2 separate regions of the Homo sapiens genome follow, and region 2 is linked to region 1. The links are chromatin loops, found by intact Hi-C in ENCODE. Cell type or tissue: CD4-positive, alpha-beta T cell. All regions are shown on one strand. Links, peaks and the distances in the headings refer to the core of each region. The heading gives the core; the rest is flanking DNA.

What was found. Hi-C counts contacts between places; a loop is a spot of excess contacts. Peaks named below come from ENCODE experiments on the same cell type or tissue, not always from the same donor. Only the 100,000 strongest peaks of a DNase experiment are listed, where the experiment ranks them.
Region 2: a loop joins it to region 1, with 4 times the contacts of the local background. A loop is called at or near these places in 6 of 110 quality-filtered maps.

Annotation. Positions count from the first base shown.
Region 1 is chr3:180,909,531-180,914,906 of GRCh38, forward strand. It overlaps FXR1 (FMR1 autosomal homolog 1), which reads left to right and starts at 3,140. Exons shown (of 17, transcript NM_005087.4): 1 at 3,140-3,206. The coding sequence starts at 3,156. RefSeq lists enhancers at 2,131-2,786, 2,602-2,751, 3,322-3,411 and silencers at 2,771-3,065, 3,072-3,171. In CD4-positive, alpha-beta T cell, for the core only: CTCF peaks have their summits at 2,777 and 2,982; DNase peaks (open chromatin) are centred at 3,031 and 3,601; H3K4me3 peaks cover 2,379 bases; H3K27ac peaks cover 1,980 bases.
Region 2 is chr3:182,791,084-182,796,459 of GRCh38, forward strand. It overlaps ATP11B (ATPase phospholipid transporting 11B (putative)), which reads left to right and starts at 2,421. Exons shown (of 30, transcript NM_014616.3): 1 at 2,421-2,703. The coding sequence starts at 2,677. It overlaps ATP11B-DT (ATP11B divergent transcript), which reads right to left and starts at 2,281. Exons shown (of 3, transcript NR_187316.1): 1 at 1,997-2,281. RefSeq lists a silencer at 2,256-3,005. In CD4-positive, alpha-beta T cell, for the core only: no CTCF peak of the experiment used is centred there; DNase peaks (open chromatin) are centred at 2,368, 3,198 and 4,458; H3K4me3 peaks cover 3,317 bases; H3K27ac peaks cover 2,890 bases.

The DNA.
Region 1 (5,376 bases), core at 205-5,204:
CCTAGAAGAAGTAGTAAAGTGTTGGCTGGGTTCCAAATTCAAATGTTTTCGCTATGCAAGGCCTGAAGAGGGACAATACTTATTCTTTAGAGTTCAGGCAGTATGAGATGCTTTGGCCTGTGCCCAAGTGGAACTTTCGCATCCATACTCAAAATCACTCACATTGAGAACAAACAAAAAATACACTGAAAGCCAAAACAGAGAGAGAGAGAGGAGAGAAGAGAGAAGAGAAAAGGAAGAGAAGGGAGGGGAGGGGAGGACAGGAAAGGAGAGGGGAACCCATAAAGAAAAGCACACTGGGACCCTCATACACTGTTGGTGGGAATGCAAATAATGCAGCCACTTTGGAAAAGTCTGGCAATTCCTCAAAAGGTTTAAACATGGAGTTATCACGAGTCAGCAATTCCATTTCTAGCTATATACCCAAGAGAAACAAAAACATACATCTGTCTATACCAAAACATATACAGCAATTTTCATAGCAGCATTATTCCTAACAGCCAAAAAGTAGAAACAAAGCAAACTTCTATCAATTGATGAATTAATAAATAAAATGATGTGGTATATCCATACAACAGTATATTTGACAAAAAGGAATGAGTAGTAATACATTCTACAACATGGATGAAACTATAATACATTATACTAAATGAAAGAAGCCAATCATAGGCCAGGTGCAGTGGCTTACATTTGTAATCCTAGCACTCTGGGAGGCTGAGGCGGAGGCAGTGGATAACTTGAGCTTAGGAGTTCGAGACCAGCCTGGGCAACATGGTGAAACCCCATCTCTACAAAAAATACAAAGATTAGGCTAGGCGGGCGTGGTGGGTGGTGTCTGTACTCCCAGCTACTTGTGGGGCAGGGGGTTGAGGCGGGAGAATCACTTTAGTCCAGGAGGTGGAGGTTGTGGTGAGTGGAGATCAAGCCACTGCACTCCAGCCTGGGCAACAGAGTGAGACTCTGTCTCAAAAAAAAAAAAAAAGGAAAAAGAAAAAAGAAAGCCAGTCATAAAACAACACATATTCCGCGATTTCATTTATATTAAATATCTAGACTAGGCCAATCTATATAGGTAGAAAACAGGATAGTGATTTCCTAGGGCCTGGGGAGCTGGGGTTAAATCTAGAGTGAACGCTAACAGGTATGGGGTTATTTTTGCAGTGATGAAAATGTTCTAAAATTGACTGTGGTGATGGTTGCACAAATCTGTGAATATACTAAAAACTACTGAATTGTACATTATAAATGGGAGAATTATATCTAAAGAAAACTTTTTAAGAAAGCAAATGGGACATTATAATTCTGAAGGATCACAATGAGATACAATATAGAGTGTTAGCATAAGGTGCCCTTAATAAATGGTGGCTATTACTCATTGATGGGCATTTAGTTGTTTACATTTTTCTCATGATGATCAACACTTTAAAAAGAACATCCCAGCCCAGTGTGGGATGGCCAAGAGTTCAAGGTTACAGTGAGCTATGATTGTGCCACTGCACTTCAGCCTTGGCGATAGAGATCCTGTCTTAAAAAAAAAAAAAAAAATAGGCCGGGAGTGAATACATAGGCTGGGCACGGTGGCTCATGCCTGCAATCCCGAGGCAGGCAGATCATGAGGTCAGGAGTTCCAGACCAGCCTGGCCAACATGGTGAAACCCCATCTCTACTAAAAACACAAAAAGATTATCTGGGTGTGGTGGTGCGCGCCTGTAATCCCAACTACTCCGGAGGCTGAGGCAGGAGAATCACTTGAACCAGCAGGCGGAGGTTGCAGTGAGCTGAGATCTCATCACTGCACTCCAGCCTGGGCGATAGAGCGAGATTGTCTAAAAAAATAATAATAAATAAAATAAAATAAAATAAAATAAATATTGTAGTCCTAGCTACTCGGGAGGCTGAGGTGGCAGCATCACCTGAGCCTGGGAAGTCCAGGCTGCCACGTAATCACGCCACTGCACTCCATCTTGGGTAACAGAGTGAGACCCTGTCTCTAAATAAATAAATAAATAGAATATCCTGTACATAACAACAGTGAGCACTTTCACAGCCCTCATTTTTTCCCAGAATCTTCAGAGATGCAGACGTGCTCATAAAATGTTGTGTACATTTTATTTTTTTAGAATCTGAAAAACTGGGTCAGTGGGCGTTTCATGGGAAGTATAGAATGTTAGCAAAGTATCCTTTCTTAAGTTTTTCTGCGAAAACGGTAATAATGTAAGTATAACAAGGAGCACTTATAGTATTATTTTCCAAAGCCCTTGCTTAGGGAAGGAGCTTCAGTATTAAGTTGTTAAAATCCATACCCAAAGTATTTGTTATGCTTACAAAACTGGAGATGGTTCTGCTTTGATCCTATTTGCGGAAATTTGCATGCATTTAACAGAGGAAAACGTGGTCTCCTGCTCTATTAAGTTTGTCTGACTACTTTTAATAAGGCGAATTCACCTAAACTCTGTTCTAGGGTGTGAACACAATTACTTGCCCTGAAAATACTCAGTTTGACTTTTAAAGAGCTAAAGTGGTAACAGGTGGGGAGAGGGCTAGGCCAAATTGTTTGAGGGGGTGTGGAACTGTGGAATTTGAGTGAAGAGAAGGCCCAACTTTTTTTAAAAAAAGAGCGGGGCGAAATAACTTGGGGCACAACAGTATGTCTATTTTGTAGGCATCCCTCTTCCCCAGGGCAACTGGAGCCCAAAAAGTGGGTGAGAAAGCCATTCCAGGGCAGCCAGCACTTCCAGAAGTTTAAGGTCAGGATGCCGGAGCTCAGGGGAATGCCGATGCGCCGGGCAGGCTGTGCCTGGGCAGTTCATTCTGTGGCAGCTGGAGGCACTACTCGGCCGCCGCGGTGCGAACTGCGGGCACTGTGGGGCGGAGACCTAGGGGCGGGTCAACAAAGGTCGGGCGATTGTGTCTGGAGGCAAATCCGACGTAGACGGCGGCAGGCGGAGCCCAAAGCCGGTGATGCAGGGTGCGCAGGGATCCCACCTGGAGAGTCGGGGCGGCACGTTGAGACCCCAGGGGTGAAGGGCGGGGGATCCCAATCCCAGCCCTGTTTTCCCCTCCCCTTTCCCCGCCTCCTTCTCGCCCCTCCCCCCTCCTCCCCTCTGGTTGGAAAGTTTCTAGAATCTCTTCCCAGCGGCCTTTGCGGTTCCAACATGGCGGAGCTGACGGTGGAGGTTCGCGGCTCTAACGGGGCTTTCTACAAGGTACTGACCGTTTTGCCACTTTGTCGAGTGTTCTGGGTGCTGGAGCGCGTTTGAGGGAGGGTTGGTGGTCCCAGAGAGTGAGGTTTGGGGTCGGAAAGGCAGCCAGGCCAAAGCTCGAGGCCGCTGGATTCCTTGCTTCTCCCCCCTCCACCCGCGGTTTAACGGTCTCGGGGGCCGGGGCTCCGTTATGTTTTGAAACAACACGTCGGACACCTCTTGCATTTTCCTAGTTATGAACCCTCTTGGTTGCTAGTGCGGTTCTTGGCGGGCCGGTGGGAAGCAACTGAGTGGCTGCTGGGCGGCGGGAGCTCCTTCGGAGCAGGCCCGAGCTCTGGGAGGTGGGGGAGTCGTGAAAGGAGGCGGTGGGATTGTGTGGTCTCACCCGCTCCCCCGCCCCTCGAACTGGGCCGGGCGGGAGCTCCTCAGCCCGCTCCTCCGACCCCTCCCCACCCCTTGGGGCGGGTGTATCGCGGAATCTTTGGAATTCACCCTTGTATTTGAGTTTTGGGCCAACAAATCTTTAGTGTCTGAGGAGAATGGGGGTACCGGATTGAGGGTTAGGATCAAATACAGAAAAGCAGAAAACCTTGAATTGTGGCGGGTTGGAATATTTTTGCGGCCTGGGAAATTGGGCGGCGCCTTAGCCCCTCTATTACGGAAGAAAAGGAGAGTTGTGAGCTTTAAAGTAAGATTTAAAATGCGAAATGGATCAGGGAGATAGGTGGAGAGGTGACTAATTTCTTTATATCACTGCCCCTGTTTTTGGAGGGAGGTTTTGTTTTGTTTTGTTTTTTCTCCCACGAGGTTTTTTGTTTGTTTGCTTGGGAGGAAGGACATCCATTACTATGGAATCGGGGCTGAAAAACGTAAGAGGAATAGAGTAGAGGAATTTGGTGGGGCATTCAGCGTTCACATATCTGAAAATGAAATCCTAATAGTTTATTTTTTGCCACTATAGCGTTCTTTTCTCCTTATTTTCCCGAAATACGCCAGGTTGTTAGAAGATCAATACAGAATCTCCCCAGCTGTTGTCTGTCAGTCAATCTCACTAAGCCAGCATCTCAAATGTTTGAGAGTCTTGGCTATTTTTATGAAGGGCCTTCTTCTAATACATGAGTATTGTGCGTATGCAAAGTGAATTCTCACAGGTTTTCATTTCAGCGTACCTTTTATCCTATGGGTTTTTATTTTATTTGGCCACGATTTTCTATTTTCAGCATTTTGATTTTCTTTTCTTAGTTTACTGATTAGCTCTGTGGATTTGGTTTAACTGTCACGTGGTACCAGCATAATGGGGAATCACAGCGTATAAAGGATCCCCCTAAGCTTTTTGCAAGTTTAAATCTCCTTAGGTGGTAAACTTAAAGTAGGAACAGTGCCTGTTGGAAATGAGACTTTATGTTAATGCGTGAGTAGTTAACATTGACGTTCTCGGTTTAAGACTTGATGTCAGACCAATGACCTAGGTGAAATTTGAGTACATAGTTAATTGACTTTTGTTGTTATTGAAACCTGGTGGTTGCTTTCCCTGGACTACTGCAGATACAGTTCGCTGGGTAAGACGGCGAAAAGAATAGACTTATCTATGTTTTTCCTATCAATTGTAGATAAGTCGTTTTGCATCACCCCCCACCCCTTTCCCGAAAAGTTTTAAATTCTCACTATTTGGCCCTGTAGTTCTTGTATAAGGGAGGTATGCATTTTTTCTTGCATATTGGAAAAAATAAAGTGATTATTTTGCTTTATTTCATGGTTCTGCATCATGCATGTGGTAGACAACTATTTTTAGCAAAGTATATTTGTCAATAGCCTGCTATGCAAGATATTTTTTCCTTTTTTTAATAAGGTGAAGGTAATTTTAGTAAAGATTGTTTGCAGTCTTACTTTGGTTTCTCACGGTATTTTTTTTTTCCAGTCAATTCACAATGAATCAAATGTCCCCATTTTGGAACTCTGAAGTATTTATAATTGATCTCTATACATATCTACAATCTACTGCTTGTTTCTACTTAGACTTTGACTCCATTACTCATTTTGCCTCACAAAGTGAGTTGGTACTTTGACAAAGGTTGGAAAGGACACTAGCCACCTGTGTGTGCACTGAAATCATGTACGCTTGAACATTTGGAATTTTATGTCCAGCCATAATCCACTTGCATATGCACTTTGT
Region 2 (5,376 bases), core at 80-5,079, 1.9 Mb after region 1:
AACGCCTGTAATCCCAGCACTGTGGGAGGCCGTGGCAGGTGGATCACGAGGCCAAGAGATCAAGACCATCCTGGACAACATGCTGAAACCCCATCTCTACTAAAAATACAAAAATTAGCTGGGCATGGTGGCGCACCTGCAGTCCCAGCTACTCGGCTACTCGGGAGGCTGAGGCAGAAGAATCGCTTGAACCCAGGAGACGAAGGGTGCAGTGAGCCGAGATCAGGCCACTCCACTCCAGCCTGCCGACAGAGTGAGACTCCGTCTCCAAAAAAAAAAAAAAAAAAAAAAAAAAAAGGCTTAAAACACTACCTGGGCTGCTCATTCTGTTCCTGACAGTTTGAGCTTCAATTTGATCTTTACATAGTTACCCTGAGATTACTTCTTACCATATTCCACCAGAGCACTAGGAATCAAGCCCTTCCTTCTCCCAACTTCTTCCTTTTGAAATTTGGGGCACAATTAAATAATGATACACAAAGTATTCTCCAGATCGCTATTTCTTATGTTATCTTGAAAAATTTTAGCGGCATATAAATAAAAATTTCCAGGCCTAATTTGTAATCAAACCATTTGCAGATGAATAAAAGTAGGCATGGCCATATTTTTATTTTTGGACGTAGCTTAAGAACATGAGCACTATTGCCTGACAATCCAGAATCTGAATCCTAGCTTTGCCAAATTAGTGTGAGCCTCCATTTCTGCATCTATACAAAACGGGAATAATACCTACTTCAAGGGATTGATTGGAGTTAAATTACAGCATACAAGTAAAGAACTTGATACAGGACCTGGGTGCTCCATGAATGGACACAGTGCTCCATGAATGGCAGTAAGGTTTTGTCACTAAATATATCTCAAAACTTCCTTTTAGGGTCATAAAGTAAGGTTTAGCCACAAGAATAAAAGTAAGATGACTTTTCAAATATCTAGCTATTTTTTGAAGTTGGATGATTTATAATATAAAATTCCATGTTGGTTTTACAGATCATAAATATCCCCAAAGAAAGATTCTATTTGTGGTGCTGGATAAGCATTATATAGTAAGAAATGTCTACTGAAACTAGAAGATTGAGGATGCATATTCAACGACCTGCCTAGTCATGCTAATCTCATTTAGATTTGTTCTTGCTTAATTTTTTTTTTTTTTTTTTTTTTTTGAGACGGAGTCTCCTTCTGCCGCCCAGGCTGGAGTGCAGTGGCGCCATCTCGGCTCACTGCAAGCTCTGCCTCCCGGGTTCACGTCATTCTCCTGCCTCAGCCTCCCGAGTAGCTGGGACTACAGGCGACCGCCACCACGCTCGGCTAATGTTTTGTATTTTTTAGTAGAGATGGGGTTTCGCCATGTTAGCCAGGAAGGTCTCGATCTCCTGACCTCGTGATCCACCCGCCTCGGCCTCCCAAAGTGCTGGGATTACATGGGATTACAGGCGTGAGCCACCGCGCCCGGCCGCTTAATTTTTTTTTTTTTAACCACAAACGTCTGTCGGTGAAGTGTGCTTTAATTCAGCAAAAATACAGCATTCAATACATATACATAACACAATATGTATACGGGGCTGCTTTTAAACAACGCCAAACCTTTAAGTCAAAGCCTTGTTCCAGTTGCTTGTATATTCCTTCTGAGCTTGTCATCCACACACTTTTTTAACCTAGGTCAAGTTACTGCTACGGGTGTTTTTGATTGCAGAAGTTTGGCAGTTAGCAGTAAAGAACTACCTTTTTATACAAATTATCTTCCCCTGAACCTGTCCAATTTAGCACACGGCAAGACAGAATATCTCATCCATTCGCCTAGAAACACGGGTCCAGGCTGTACCAGGCTCAGGGGACTTGCAACGCTTTCGAATCACTTAATGGGTGTGATCAAGATTTCCCTAGCCCCGTCTCAGCCATTTGCTAAAGAAGAGGCCTGACTTGTGTTGAGACGAAAGCTCTTACAGCTTGATGGAACCCAAACTGGGACTTCTGGGGGGATTAACTTTCAGTCACATACGTTCAGGACTGTGCGTATGCGTGTCGGGAGACGCGTGAACCAAAGAAGCCACAGAGCCCGAAAAAGACCTGCAACAGGAGGTAGAGACCGAGGAATCGGCCCCAAGCTGCAGACTCCGGAGATGGCCAGACCCACAGACACGACTTAATCCCACTCCCAGAACGGGGAGGAGGGTGGCAGTGGACAGAAACAGCGTTCGAGAACCCGGCACCTTTCCACGCTCGCTTCTTCCCGGACCCACAACACAGAAACCCCCCAACTCGGAACGGCGGCGGGGCGCGCCAGGCCCCCCTCGGTCCGCGCACCCCCTTTCGTCACGTCCGGGGGCGGGCCGGGGCGCCGGGGGCGGTCCCGGGTGGAGCCGGGGGGCCGGGCGGGGCGGGGCGGGGGTGGGGTTGCGGGGGTGCTTTGGGTGACAACGGTCAATAATGAAGGTGGCTGCGGCGCGGCGGCAGGCTCAGCTGCGCCGGGCGGGGGCGGCGCCGGGGCCGCGCCTGTAGGACTCGGGGCCGACGCCGCGGGATGGGGACGCGGCGCGGGGAGTGAGGCAGTGGCGGCGGCGGCGGTAAGCGGAACTTCGGCCCGAGGGGCTCGCCCGCTCCCGCCTCTGTCTTGTCGGCCTCCACCTGCAGCCCCGCGGCCCCCGCGCCCCGCGGGACCCGGACGGCGACGACGGGGGAATGTGGCGCTGGATCCGGCAGCAGCTGGTAGGTGCCCCCGCCCCTCCACCTCCATTCGTCCGCCCCCGCGGGGCCTCTCGGCCCGGGGTGGCGGGGAAAGGCCGGCGGCGCGGAGCCGGGAGGCCAGGGCGTGGGCGCCCGGCTAGGCCGCAGCGGAGACGGGCGCGGGGCCCAGAGCCGGAGAAGCCCCGTGCGGCTCCCGGGCTCGTCTCGCCTCCAAGCCCGGGCCGCCGAGGCTGGCGCCGAGCGGCCGGAGGCGGCCGCTTCTAGCCGGCGCTTCTCCGTTACTTCTTCCCCCTTGCCGCTCCGGGGCTGCTGTGGCCAGAGGCGGGAGTCCCGAGCGGGGTGGCGGTGCCCCCAGAGGAAACAGGGCGAGGGAGCTGAGCGAGAGTAGGTCTTGGGGAGATGAGAGAGGCGTGCTCTTCCTGCCTCGAACAATTTGGGACGTGTTTGGGTGAAGGGGAAGCGAAGAACCTGTCTTCTGCCCCCACTCGTCACGGACTTCTGGAAGCGTGTCACGATCCAGAGCTGTGTTGATTCCCGAGGAGGAGGCTGTCGTAGGTGTCTAGCCCCCTCAGCGAGAGACGTTTCTCCCCAGGACCTGGAAAGGGGAAAGACTGTGCCAGCTGCCGGTCTAGCTTCGGAAACGATACGTATTGTACGATAGTTACGAACGATACGTACTGTCGTTTCCTTCCTACCTCGTCCTCACCCCACCCCGAGTGAAACTTTTCGAGTGTGAACCTTACTTTTTTCCCGTTCTCCTCAAGGCAGTTTGAACGACACAGGTTTGGAAGGAATAGTTAACTCTCCAGTATTATTGGAACATCTGGACACCACCAACAAAAAATCTTAGAAAAGGGTCATTTAAGGCCTATAAAAAGTGCCACCTTTCCCAGAATTAATTCAGAGAGAAAAATCTTATCTGCCTCCTGGCAGCTACAGCGCAGAAAGTACAGCATTAAGGCAGCTGTGACAATTAGGACAGAAATTGCCCCTGGCTGAAGAAGCCTAACCTTATCTGTGTGATGAGGCCGGTTACTATTTAATTTCTAAATCGCATTAACTTAATGCTTCTACAAGTTGGCGTTTTCATTTACTAATTCTAAAGGCAGTGGTAAAATTTAGTGAAACAGGAACTATTTTTGTGGGACGAAAGCACTGATAACTCTTTTTCCCTTCTGCTCTAGAAAAGCATTTTAACGTTAAGACCAAGAAGTGTGGTGTTTCAGAGCCAGCCTTCTGTTACTTCGTTTTGCAGCGGGCATCATTCTCAAAAAAAAAAAAAAATTATAAATAAGAACTGCCTACCACTCCCTCCTACAAATGTTGGGTCTCTGTTTTTAGCATTGTAAATTCAGATATCCCAGATATATGCTTTATTAGGAAACCAAGCTAATGATGTCATTATAATACCATCTTGTAATACTTTGGCTTTGTTGCAGTAAGCTGTAGCACAGTAATTTTACTCAGAAAGTTAATTATTACAGATTTGATCTTATGCTTTTGATTTGCCAAATCTTCTTGTATAGAGGGCTGATTTACCTGATGGTGTTTTTGTGTGGTAGGAAGATCATTTTAAAGTGGTTCTCTTGAAGCTTTTTTAAAAATGTATTGAGACATCCTTTCTCACTGTTAGGTATTTTTTAGCCAGAATAAAATCCTGGTTGTATAACCATGCTCATCTTCAAGACAGAAAACCTGGTAATGTTTTTTAAAATGGCTTCAAATGAACCCAGCTAAAAGGAAGGGCCGGAAGTTGTGTGTGGTTATTTTACAAGGCAGCCGTCTTAACAGGGATGGTTAACGAGTTGAACAAGTTCCTGTGCATAAAAAATGCTATCTCTGACATTTAGTTGCTCACCTCACTGGTTTTAAGTTATCAGATCCTCTAAGTATGTAATCATACTTGGGCCAATGTAGGACTTTGTGTCTCTGGTTAAGTTTGTATGATCACATAAATTAAACATCAAGGACCCTGGATACAGAGTAATGAAAGTATATTTTGCTATCCCAGTCATAGACAGCTATTCTGATTACTGCACCAGAAATTATTCAACTCAGGTAAAAGCTAGTTTAGATTATACTTCCAGTGGCTTAATGGATTGAATCACCACGACTTTCAGCAATGGGTTTATTTTAAAATGCAGATAACTAGGACAAATTTGGGGAAATTGACAAGCAAATCCTAAGGACAGGTTGGAGTTATAAGCATATTTAATTCGTTATATGAATCCCGATTTTCAACTAATGTCTCACAAAAAAGTCCTTTTATTACAGAAACAATGCCTATGTTCTAGTAATTTCTTTTTAATTAAAAAAAAGTGTGACTCCTTATGACAAAATATTTTCACTACTTGAGAAGATGGAAAAATCAGAAAGTTGACAGAAGCTTGATCTTTTCTATTGGGAAAGTAGGCTGAAAATAAAAAGATTGGAATATCCTTTTTTGTTTTTCTTTTTGGCACACAATGTTAAAGTTACTTGACACTAAGAAAATTCTCTTATGGTGTCTTTGTGGTACAGTTAGTATTATTCAAAGTATACTCATTTTCAGTACCATATTTTATGTATTAACTCATTAGAGATGACAATACCTTGATTATAATTATGGAAATGCCATTAGCTACTCACTGTATTCTAATATTTAGACCTGTACGGTAGCCATTAGCCACAAGTGGCCATTAAAATTAAAATTGG